Linked DNA regions of Mus musculus: region 1 is linked to region 2. Evidence: chromatin loops called from intact Hi-C (ENCODE). Cell type or tissue: gastrocnemius. All regions are shown on one strand.

Region 1 (5,000 bases), 57 kb before region 2:
CCAGACTTCACCCTTGCTCACCCTTGTTTGTTGCAATGCTATTCACTACAGCAGAGTTATGGAACCAGCCCAGGATGTCTGTTCATCAAGAGAAGAATGGATGCAGGACATGTTTCCATGGGAAGCAGCCAGCAGGGATGCGATGCTTCTGATTACAGCTAGACCTCACAGACTCTTTTCCCTGTTGCTGACAGTTGTACGAAAACCCAGCTCCCGGAGGATCGTGCGCCACCCGGTCTGCCTTAGAATGGAACGGTGCTTGTATTATCTACTTTTCCTTGTGCATATAGAGCGCATAGGGGCCTGCGGGTGTATGTCAGATGTCTTCTGCTCTCCACCTTGTCTGTCTGTCTGTCTGTCTGTCTGTCTGTCTGTCTGCTTGCTTGTTTGTTTGTCACACAGGGTCTCCCCCTGATCTCCGAAGCTCACTGATTGGCTACCCTGGCTGACCAATGAGCTCAAGGGATCTCTTTGCCTCTCAAGATGTGGCATGCATAGGACCTATTTTTCTCCCCCTGCCTGCCCCCCTTTTCCCTAGAACCTCATTCCTCAGAAAGGCGAACTTGAAGTAATTGTACGCAAGTTGCCACAACTTCTTGGTGAAGTTGGAGCTCCAAATAGAAATGTAAAATTCAGAGCAAAATAAAATTACTTTTGTTAGCACTTTGCCTAAGCTCCGCCCCACAGTTACCTGGCAACAGCTAGGTTGCCTGGCTTACTATAAAAGGGGCTGCTTGGTCCCCTCCTCGCCTCTTGCTCTTGCCTTCCTGCTCTGACTCTGTCCTCTTACCCCTCTTCCCATTCCCCATCCCCACATGCTCATAGTCAGCTTCTCTTCTCTCTTCTCTCCTCTCTCTCTCCTCTCTCTCTCTCTCTCTCTCTCTCTCTCTCTCTCTCTCTCTTTCTCTGCCTCTACTACCCTCTCAACTCCCCTCCCCATGCCCTGAATAAACTCTATTCTATACTATTCTAGTCGTGTGGCTGGTTCCTCAGGGGGAAGGGATGCCTCAGCATGGGCCCGCAGAGGCACCCCCTTCCCCTATACCTCACCACACATCCACCAAAACACATCCCCCCTCTCCTTATCTTTTAAAAAACAGAACAACTTTTCTTTTCACCAGAGTCAAGAGACAAATTGAGAGTAGCATGGGTCTGGGGGAAGGGCAGGGGCCTGGGCACTGCAGTGGTGGAAGACTTGAGTCTGAGTCAGATTGTTCTTGAGCCAGGGAACAGAAGATGTCTCAACCAGTGATGTGTTTGCCACACAAGCATAAAGAACCTAGTTTGGATACCCAGCACCCACTTAAAATGCCAGCTGTGGTGACACTAGTATTCATAGCTCTGAGGAGGTGAGACAGAAGGATCTCTGATCCTGGCTGGCCAGCCAGTCCAGCTGAGTCAGTAATCTCTGGGTTCAGAGCTCTAAAAAACAAAAAGAGATAACAAAAACATGCAAACAAAAACACAGAAGAACTGGGGAGATGGTTTGGTGGGTAAGGACACTTGTACAAACATGAGGACCTGGGTTTGCCTCCCCAGCACCAGTGTAAAAAGCAAGGCATGACTGTGGGTGCCTGTAACCCCAACATTGTGGGTGGGAGCAGATGGACCCCAGGAACATGCATCCATACACACATACACATACATGAATGTGTACACATGCAAGCAACATGTAATTTTAAAGTCTGTGCTATGTATGTCCATTTAAAACAGCTACAGACGCTGTTGCACTCCTGTTCTGTATTGTAGCGAGCTGAACCCAATGGACCTCAGAGGTTTATGGGGATTTTGTGGCAGGGAGGGACTTCTCAGAGTCTGAGTGCCCAGAATCCAGACAATCTGTGAATGCCAGCTGGCACAGGTTAATGCAGGTGTCCCTCTGGCCAGCAGGGGGCGCAAGTTCCCCGTGGCCCCGGGCCAGGCAGGCTCCCAGGAGTCTCTGGGTGGAGAAAGACAGCAAGAAGGCCTGAAGGCTGAGATTCTAGCATTTATTAATAACCCTCAAGGGGGAGTGCAAGTGTAACCACCCCCCACCAGGGTCAGCCCTAGCCCCAGCCCTGCGATGTCCTCCAGAGTCTTCCCCTGCTCTCCCCAAGCCTCTTCCTCATCTGTAATCTAGCAAAGGCCGGCAGGATTTCACGGCCATTATGGTTTTCCAAGGCCTCTTGGCCTGAGGGAGGCTTGGCCTCTGGTGTTTCTCAGGTTCTCCAAGCCTGTAAGCTATAGAGAGAACCCCATCAGTTAGGGCACAGGAAATGACAGATGTTGAAGAAGAATCATGATCCGAGAAATCAATCCAAATGTCCTCCATTACTAATGGAAATAAACAAATCGTAGACTCATCGTGTTGCGTGATGTTCTTTAACTGGTAAGAACTCTGTCTTGGGGCTGGGGGTGTGGCTCAGTTGGTAGAGTGCTTGTACAACATGACAAAGTCCTGGGTTCCATCTCCAGGACACATAACCAGCATGGCAGTGGTCATAGAACTGGAGGGGACGGGGCTGAGGGTGGGGGGATGGGATGAGAGGATCAGGTGTCCAAGGTCACACATGGCTTCCTTTTTGCTAATTTAATATTAGTTTCTTAATTTTTTAAAGATTTATTTATTTACTCTATGTATTTGAGTACACTGTAGCTGTCTTCAGACACACCAGAAGAGGGCTTCAGATTCTGTTAAAGATGGTTGTGAGCCACCATGTGGTTGCTGGGATTTGAACTCAGGACCTGTGGAAGAACAGTCAGTGCTCTTAACCGCTGAGCCATCTCTCCAGCCCCATACTTGGCTTCTTAAGGAAGCAGCCCCTGGGATATGTGAAACCCTGTCTCAAGGAAAAGCTGTCTCAGTGCTGGGGTCGGTACCAGCGTCTGCTGTTGTGGGTCCCTGGATGATGTGACTCTCCTTGACTTTGCCTCTTAGGTTCTGCATCTGTACCGCCCCATGCCTGGTGTCTAGAATGGCCTGATGCTCCATGAAGAGGGACGCGGCTGAGGGAGAGGAGAGTGTCGACATCACATTCAAATTTAGAAAGTGTTTGGAAGGAACAGTCTAAAAATGCTTGCCTGGAAGGGGAAAAATGCTCTGACAAAAAGCAAAAACGAGACATACTGGACCCTTGCTCCATTTAGACATCAGTGCGTATACCCATAGAACTGTAGTCTTAAGATTCATAATATCATAAATCTATGAGATGGTGCATCTTATAAGAAGAGGAGAGGAGGAGGGCAGGAGGGGAGGGATATACAGAAGAGGAAGGCAGCTAGATAAAGTAGGCCACATGAGCTCAGATGGCCTGGATTTTCCTCAGCCAGACTCTCACCCAGCTTAGAACTGGAGGAGGTAGCATTTCTTAGAATCTGTGCTCTCTGACTGAATTCCTCAGTTTATCCACTCATAGAATGGGCTGACGAATACAATCATTGTGTTCTCTGTGATGCCAGATGGAGCTCAGTGTGTGTGTGTGTGTGTGTGTGTGTGTGTGTGTGTGACTAACCCTGTGTCCAGGTCATTATAGGACTCACCAAGTGTGAACTTCCCTTCCTGTCCCCTAAGTCACATTGATGTGGGAAAGTCTCTGCTCTAGCTGTGAGCTAAAGAAGGGAGGGAGGGAGGGAGGGAGGGAGGGAGGAAGGAAGGAAGGAAGGAAGGAAGGAAGGAAGGAAGGAAGGAAGGAAGGAGAAAGAGAGCAGGCAGGCAGGCGGGCTTTGAGACAAAAGCCTTGTACTGTGCCTGTTTTTTCCCTGACACTTCGTAAGCAGTTGAAAGGTAGTGAATGGACAGGTGAGTGTTCTGCCTCTGCCCAGCTCCTCTCTGTCACTATGTGTGTCCAACCTCAGCCTGTGGACCACATGTGACCCAGGGCTAAGGAGAGCTACAAAAACTGCTCAACATAAACTCTCACTTCCCCTAAACAAGAGATTGTTTGAGATTTCCCCAAGGATTGCACAGCGAGCACTTTACCAACAGAGGGACCGCCCGAGCTACAGAGACTCTTCAGTCTGCTTAGAGTTGGCCACGTGTGCATGTGAGTGTGTGTGTATATATCTATTTATTACCTTGGCCACAAGACATAGCCTGATGTGGGGAATGTCGTATTCTAGGAACAAGCACTAGTGTTATAAGAGTAGAAGTCCACAGAGAGTCGCTCACCACAGTCCCGTTAGGGTATGTCCCCTGTACCTGCCCCCTTACTATGTATCTCTAGCTTGGAGTCTTGCTCCATAGACCAGGCTGGCCTCGAACTCACAGTCATCTCCCTGCTTCTGCCTTCCAAGCGCTGGAAGTAAAGGCTCTCACACCCAGTTCCCATGTTTATATGTCTTCTGGGGAGAGGATCAGGTGCATGTGAGTCCACAGGCCAGAAGACAGCACCGAAACCCCAGAAGCTGGAGTTATAGGCAGCTGCAAACTGCCCATGGTGAACTCTGTAATGCAAACTTGGGTCCTCTCCATGAGGCACAAATGCTCTTAACCACTGAGCCATCCCTCCAGCCCCATGGTCTCCACTCAGGTGGCTACCCACTGGCCCACATCCATTCTGCACACATCTCTTCCTCTGCTTCCTCTGCTCTGTGCCACAGAGGGCATGCTGGGTCTCAGTCGCCAACTTCCTTACACCCACCCTCTCCTCCCCCTTGTCGTTGATTACATTTGTGTTTGGGTAGTTGTTTTGTTTTGTTAGTTTGCTTGGAGCAACAATTATGTACTCAGCTGAACACACCCCATCCTGGGCTGGACCGTGGTCCTGTGGCTACAGAGTTGTGCAGCCACTGTGGCTGGCTGGCCTCTTTGTTCTGGAAGGATCACATTGCCCAAGGACTTTCATCTGTATCTCCTTGGCCTAAACTTGATCACAAGGTCCCTGGTAACTTCAAGAGTACCAAGGAAGCAAGCCTTTTTTAGCTGCCGGGTAGGTACACTGTCGACCTGAACAAAGTCTCTGTTTTATTCATAGGAACACTGAGAAAATGGATTTGGGGTAGGTCACCAGCAGGACCACTGT
Region 2 (5,000 bases):
TTTTTTTTTTTTTTGAGAGTCTCAAACTCATCACGTAGTGAGAATCACTTCTTTGAATTTCTGATCCTCCTGCTTCAATGTCTTGAGTGCTAGAATTTCACACATGGGTCATTATGTGGGGTCTTATGCTCTCCTAAAGATTTAACCCAGGGTTTGACGCACTTAAAGCAAGCATCCTACTATCTGAGCCACACAGCCTGTAAAGCAACCGTCCCCCTCCACTTCCTCTCTTAGACAATTCCTTGCTCCTTCTTTTTCAGGGATGCAGGAAGGTAGGTGTAAGATGAACATAGAATTTTCTAGGGATGACAGTGAATGCTGGTACGTTAAAGGGCCCATCTCCGTGATTTCCACTATGAAGGCTCTGTTTGGGAAGTTACTCTGTTTACGTGAAATATGCAGAGTAGGCCAACACATAGAGACAGGAAATAGATTATGACTTGGTAAAGGACTGGGGAGGAGAAAATAGAGAATGACCAGCAGGCAGGGGATGTCTTTTGGGCATTAGTGATGATTAGTAGTGACAGTCTTGAGGTAGAGTCAGGGCTGATGGTGGCACAGCTGTGAATGGCTCACCATGCCTGGCTTTTTACATGTGCTCTGGGGAATCCGAACACAGGTCCTTGTGCTTGCTCAGCAAGACGTTTACTGACTGACTTTTCTTGCCAGACTCTACTTCAGGTATTTTCTTGAAACCCTACTCACCTGTGATTCAAAGGTTTTGTTCTTTCCCTGCCTTTATTTCCCCCTGCTAGGCAATGTCCTCAGGCATTCTGAGGGCTGCAGAGATGACTAAGAGGCTTTGCCTTAGGTAATAGCAGTGATCAAATCACGGACTATCAGCAATACCCACACAGGGCTGAGGATTGTGTAGTAAGACGAACATTGTGAAAAGCACTAAAGGGATGTTTAAACCTAGAGCCATCTGTGTTGCAGAAGGAAGAAATCATTACTTGGTGCTTGACTCTGGCGAATTCTCTTTGAACTTTTGTTCAAGGACGAATGAATGCTGACCCAGGTGAGATAAGAAGCATTTTAGCAATGCCACAAACAAAGGATTTCAAAACGGAGAGCTGGAGGAAAGAATACAGACTTAGGGAAGAACGAGTGAGCACCGCCTGGAGCTGTCCTGTCTCACTTGGGTTCTGAGACAGGGTATCATGGAGCACAGGCTGGCCTGAGACTTTCTGTGTAGTTAAGGATGTTCTTGAACTCTTAATCCTCCTGCCTCAGCCTCCTATGTGGTCAAGTGTCCATCACCAGCTGGACAAGAAAGAGTAGGAGCAGAATGAGAATGAGAAGAAATTAATTTAAATTATTGTCTTCCACAGTTTTGAACAGATTTTCCTTATCGGTAAAATCATTTTGTCAACATGGAGAAAAGCAGCTTTGTAGCATGTGGGTGTTGGGCACTGAGGACCTTGTACATATACTGGGCAAGTGCTCTCTCCTGAGGCCTTTGAACAAACCAACTATTTATATATCTATCTATTTATCTATTTTGGTTTTTCAAGACAAGGCTTCTCTGTCTAGCCTTGGCTGTCCTGGAACTTGCTCTGTATATCAAGTTGGCCTGGAACTCACAGAAATCCACCTTCCCCTGCCTCCCAAATGGCAGAATTAAAGGCATTCATCACTACCACCAGGAAAAACATTTTTTATAAATAAGGTCTCTAGTGACAGAGATTGAGATTAAGATCTAACAAGAACCCTGGCCACAGAAAAGGGCACCCCCCCCACCCCCAAGTGGGTAAAAACGTCAAGGACTTTTGAGGTGGGTCAAAGGATAAAGGAAAGGAATTGGCTGCCAAGTCTGGCTCAATCCTTGCGACCCACATAGGATTACCAACTCTCAAACCTTGTCCTCTGATAGACAGACAGACACACAGACAGATGGACACACATATTTTAGGTGTATACAAAATAAAGAAATGTAAAACAAACAAACAAACAAACAAAAACGAAAAACAAGCAAAGAGGAAATGTGAGGGTCCTCCCAACTTACCCTTCCTTCATTTGATCCTAGTTGAGGTCACCTATTCTATAGGAATGTTCTATCATCATCAAGTTTGTATTACCCAGAAAATATTAAGGGTATACCCTCCTCAAGGTCATGGCATGATAATACCAACCCTCATTCTTAAAATGATTGAACGACTTTGATTTAAAAAGCAGTGTTCCTTGCACACAGAAAGCACCTATCCTTTGTTTTATCCATGAAACGTCTTTTGCTTAGGCTTTGTTTTCAAGGGCCTTATGTTTAGGAGAACTGATTGAAAACTGCACTTCAAAGCCTATACCCTCTATTAGCACTTAGTTGGGACAACCTGATGCCAGGAGGTCGAGTTTCCCCACTCTGTGCTATTGCCCCTCTTTTGTGTCCCTAGAGTCCGTCAGTAAGTACATCTTAGAAGAGGGAGGAGGGGCAGAACTGACAGTCAAGGAACCAATCGCTGCCTGGCGATGGGGTGTGGACACAGAGCCACGCCCTCCCCTCCCAACCCGCTAAATCCCGTCTCTCTCGCACCTGTGAGTACCAGTGCTTCTAGGCAGGCGCCCGCGCTCCGAAACCGGGTAGGAGGCGGGAAGGAGGCGGAGCAGAGGGCGTGGCTTCACCTCTCGCGAGACCGCCTCCTGTTGCCGAGGCCGCCGTTCCGGGGCTCTGACTGGTCGGGGGCTGCGCAGCCGCCATGTTCGGTTGCTATGCTGCGGCCTCGGAGACGGGGTGTGCTTGAGAGAGGAGGAGGAGACGGAGGAGGCGGTGGAGGCGAGGGAGGAGGAGGAAGGAGAGGAGGAGGAGAAGGAGGAGGAGGGTGACCGAGGCTCTCCTTTGCACTCTCACACAGAGCCGCCTCCCTGGAGTCACCCGCCGCTTCACGCCGCGCGCGCTTCCCTGCTCCGCGGACGCGACATTGTTCTTTTAAGACTCCCGGGAGCTGTCAGAAATCGGGGCTCCGGGACTTGAAAGAGACTTGACTTCGGCCCGCAGCTTGCGGGGACCGCGGCACTTTCGGGGCGCGTGTGAAGGGATTAGCTCATCTCGCCGCGAGGTGCGAGCGCGCGCCTCCCCGCGCACGCCAGCCCCGCCGCAGCCCCGCAGGATGACGGGGTGCAGGCGGCCCGCGGCCGTGGCGCGGCCGCTGTGGCGGCGGCTGTTCTCGGGACGCTGAGGGCGAGCACCTCGACGCGGACCACGCGCTTCTTTCACCCGGCCGCGAGCCCGGGGCCTCCTGCCTTTTTGTATTTGGATTCCCCCCCCCCCCCCCCTTTCTCCAGCCGGGAGGACGCGGCTGTGATAACGAAGGTAAGAGAGGCGCTTGGGGCGGTCCTTCGCTCGGCCTGTTTGGGCCCCCTTTGCAGGTCGTGGGCGCGCACCTGAAGCTCGCCGAGCCGGGCGGCCAGACTACCCGATCGACTTCCCTTTTCTTAGTGGGTCGGAGCACTCGAATCTTCCTGGGGTTTATAGTTGAAATCTGCTAGGGATGAGTGCACGGGAGAAGGGGTGGAATAGATGCGGAGATGAAATGTTCCTAAACTCAAGGTAAGGCTGGAGAATCTTCAGTATTTCATTTGTGGGATTCTTTTTTCTAATTGTTAATGTTAGGTTAATTGACTCATATAAGCATCTTTATTTTTTTTCCGCACGCGGTAGGAACACACGCTATCTTCCATTGAACTTGAAAGTCTCTTGTGACTTGCTAGTATTATACTTGCTTTTAGGAATCAGTAGTTGGGCCCAAAAAGTTGAGATGTAGAACATCTGAACTTAGATTTTTCATGCTGCTTTGGAATCGTCCCTACCTTCATGATGTTTAGATTCAGCGTGAGTATGTAGTCAAGAACAGATCGGTGTTTGTGGGGTTTTGTAAAATGTTAAGCACAGTCATTTGTGGCTTTCTGGCTTTACATTTTTGTTTCGGTGTCAATGTTTGTTTTATAGTTACTTACAGGAAAAATGGAGCGTATGATTATCCTTTGTGGACAGGAACTGTGCTTACCAAAGCGTAGACACCTCAATTGTCCCAGGACGATTTCTGGAAATCAGTTCAATCAGAGATTCAAGAAAAGCTAGATGTGTGTGTGTGTGTGTGTGTGTGTGTGTGTGTGTGTGTGTGTGTGTAGGTAGTTAAATGCATGTATGGATGCATTTGCTGGGGTTTCTAAAGTAATGGAACAATTTACAGTTTCAATGATAATCCATATCGATGTTTCCCTGAAACTTATGTCAGAGACTTTATGTTTGGCTTTGCATCACAGAGTGACATCAGTGTGGACAAGGACTACGTAGGGGGTTTTAAAAACTGCCTGTTCCAGGAGGACTAGTCATACCTAACTTTTGGAATAAGCAATTCAAGAAATACTGAGTGTGTGACCAGATCTTGGGTCCAGATGAAATAACACAGTTATTTGGTCACATTTAAAAGATGGCTGTGGAGGAAAAACAAGAAAAGCTAATGTATCTGACTTGTAAAGTCAGACTAGAAGACTGGAAGGGCAAATATGGCAGCCTTTTGAGAACCCTGGGTTTGTGAACAAACATAAGTGTGTCAAAGGGGAAAACTTGTTTTCCAAAACGGGAGGGATGACCTTAAACAATTATTCAGAGTACCTAGTAGACTATAACCTAGATATATTATTTAAATCTTGAATTTGAGGATTACAAATTTAATACTCTTTTAAAGAAAAAGCCAGTTTACAAGGAGAAGCTTATGAGCTGTCTAGAACCATTTTATTCACTCATACGATCAGTCATGCCACCTTTTTTGTCAGAATACATTTCTGCTCCAATTAACACAGAAGCTATTTTTGTGTCTCTTCACATTTTTATGGCATTCTTATCTTTGTTCATATTTTGTCATAGCACATGTGCATGAATGTGATCTTGATTTCTAAGATCTACGTAGTTATGTTTGTATGTGTACATGAGTACATGACAGTGTTTTGTATTTACCTGCTCCTTAAACATTTGCTAAAAAGATTGTTTTAAACACAAGGAATCA

What was found. Hi-C counts contacts between places; a loop is a spot of excess contacts. Peaks named below come from ENCODE experiments on the same cell type or tissue, not always from the same donor. Only the 100,000 strongest peaks of a DNase experiment are listed, where the experiment ranks them.
Region 1: a loop joins it to region 2, with 2.6 times the contacts of the local background. A loop is called at or near these places in 13 of 42 quality-filtered maps.

Annotation. Positions count from the first base shown.
Region 1 is chr1:119,892,088-119,897,087 of GRCm38, reverse strand. No RefSeq gene overlaps it. Among named protein-coding and RNA genes, the nearest start is that of Gm28209, 8.0 kb to the left of the region's middle. In gastrocnemius, a CTCF peak has its summit at 1,882 (motif pointing right); a DNase peak (open chromatin) is centred at 1,902.
Region 2 is chr1:119,835,206-119,840,205 of GRCm38, reverse strand. Ptpn4 (protein tyrosine phosphatase, non-receptor type 4) reads left to right here and starts at 3,135. Exons shown (of 27, transcript NM_019933.2): 1 at 3,135-3,304. In gastrocnemius, no CTCF peak of the experiment used is centred here; DNase peaks (open chromatin) are centred at 1,744 and 2,626; H3K4me3 peaks cover 2,912 bases; H3K27ac peaks cover 2,980 bases.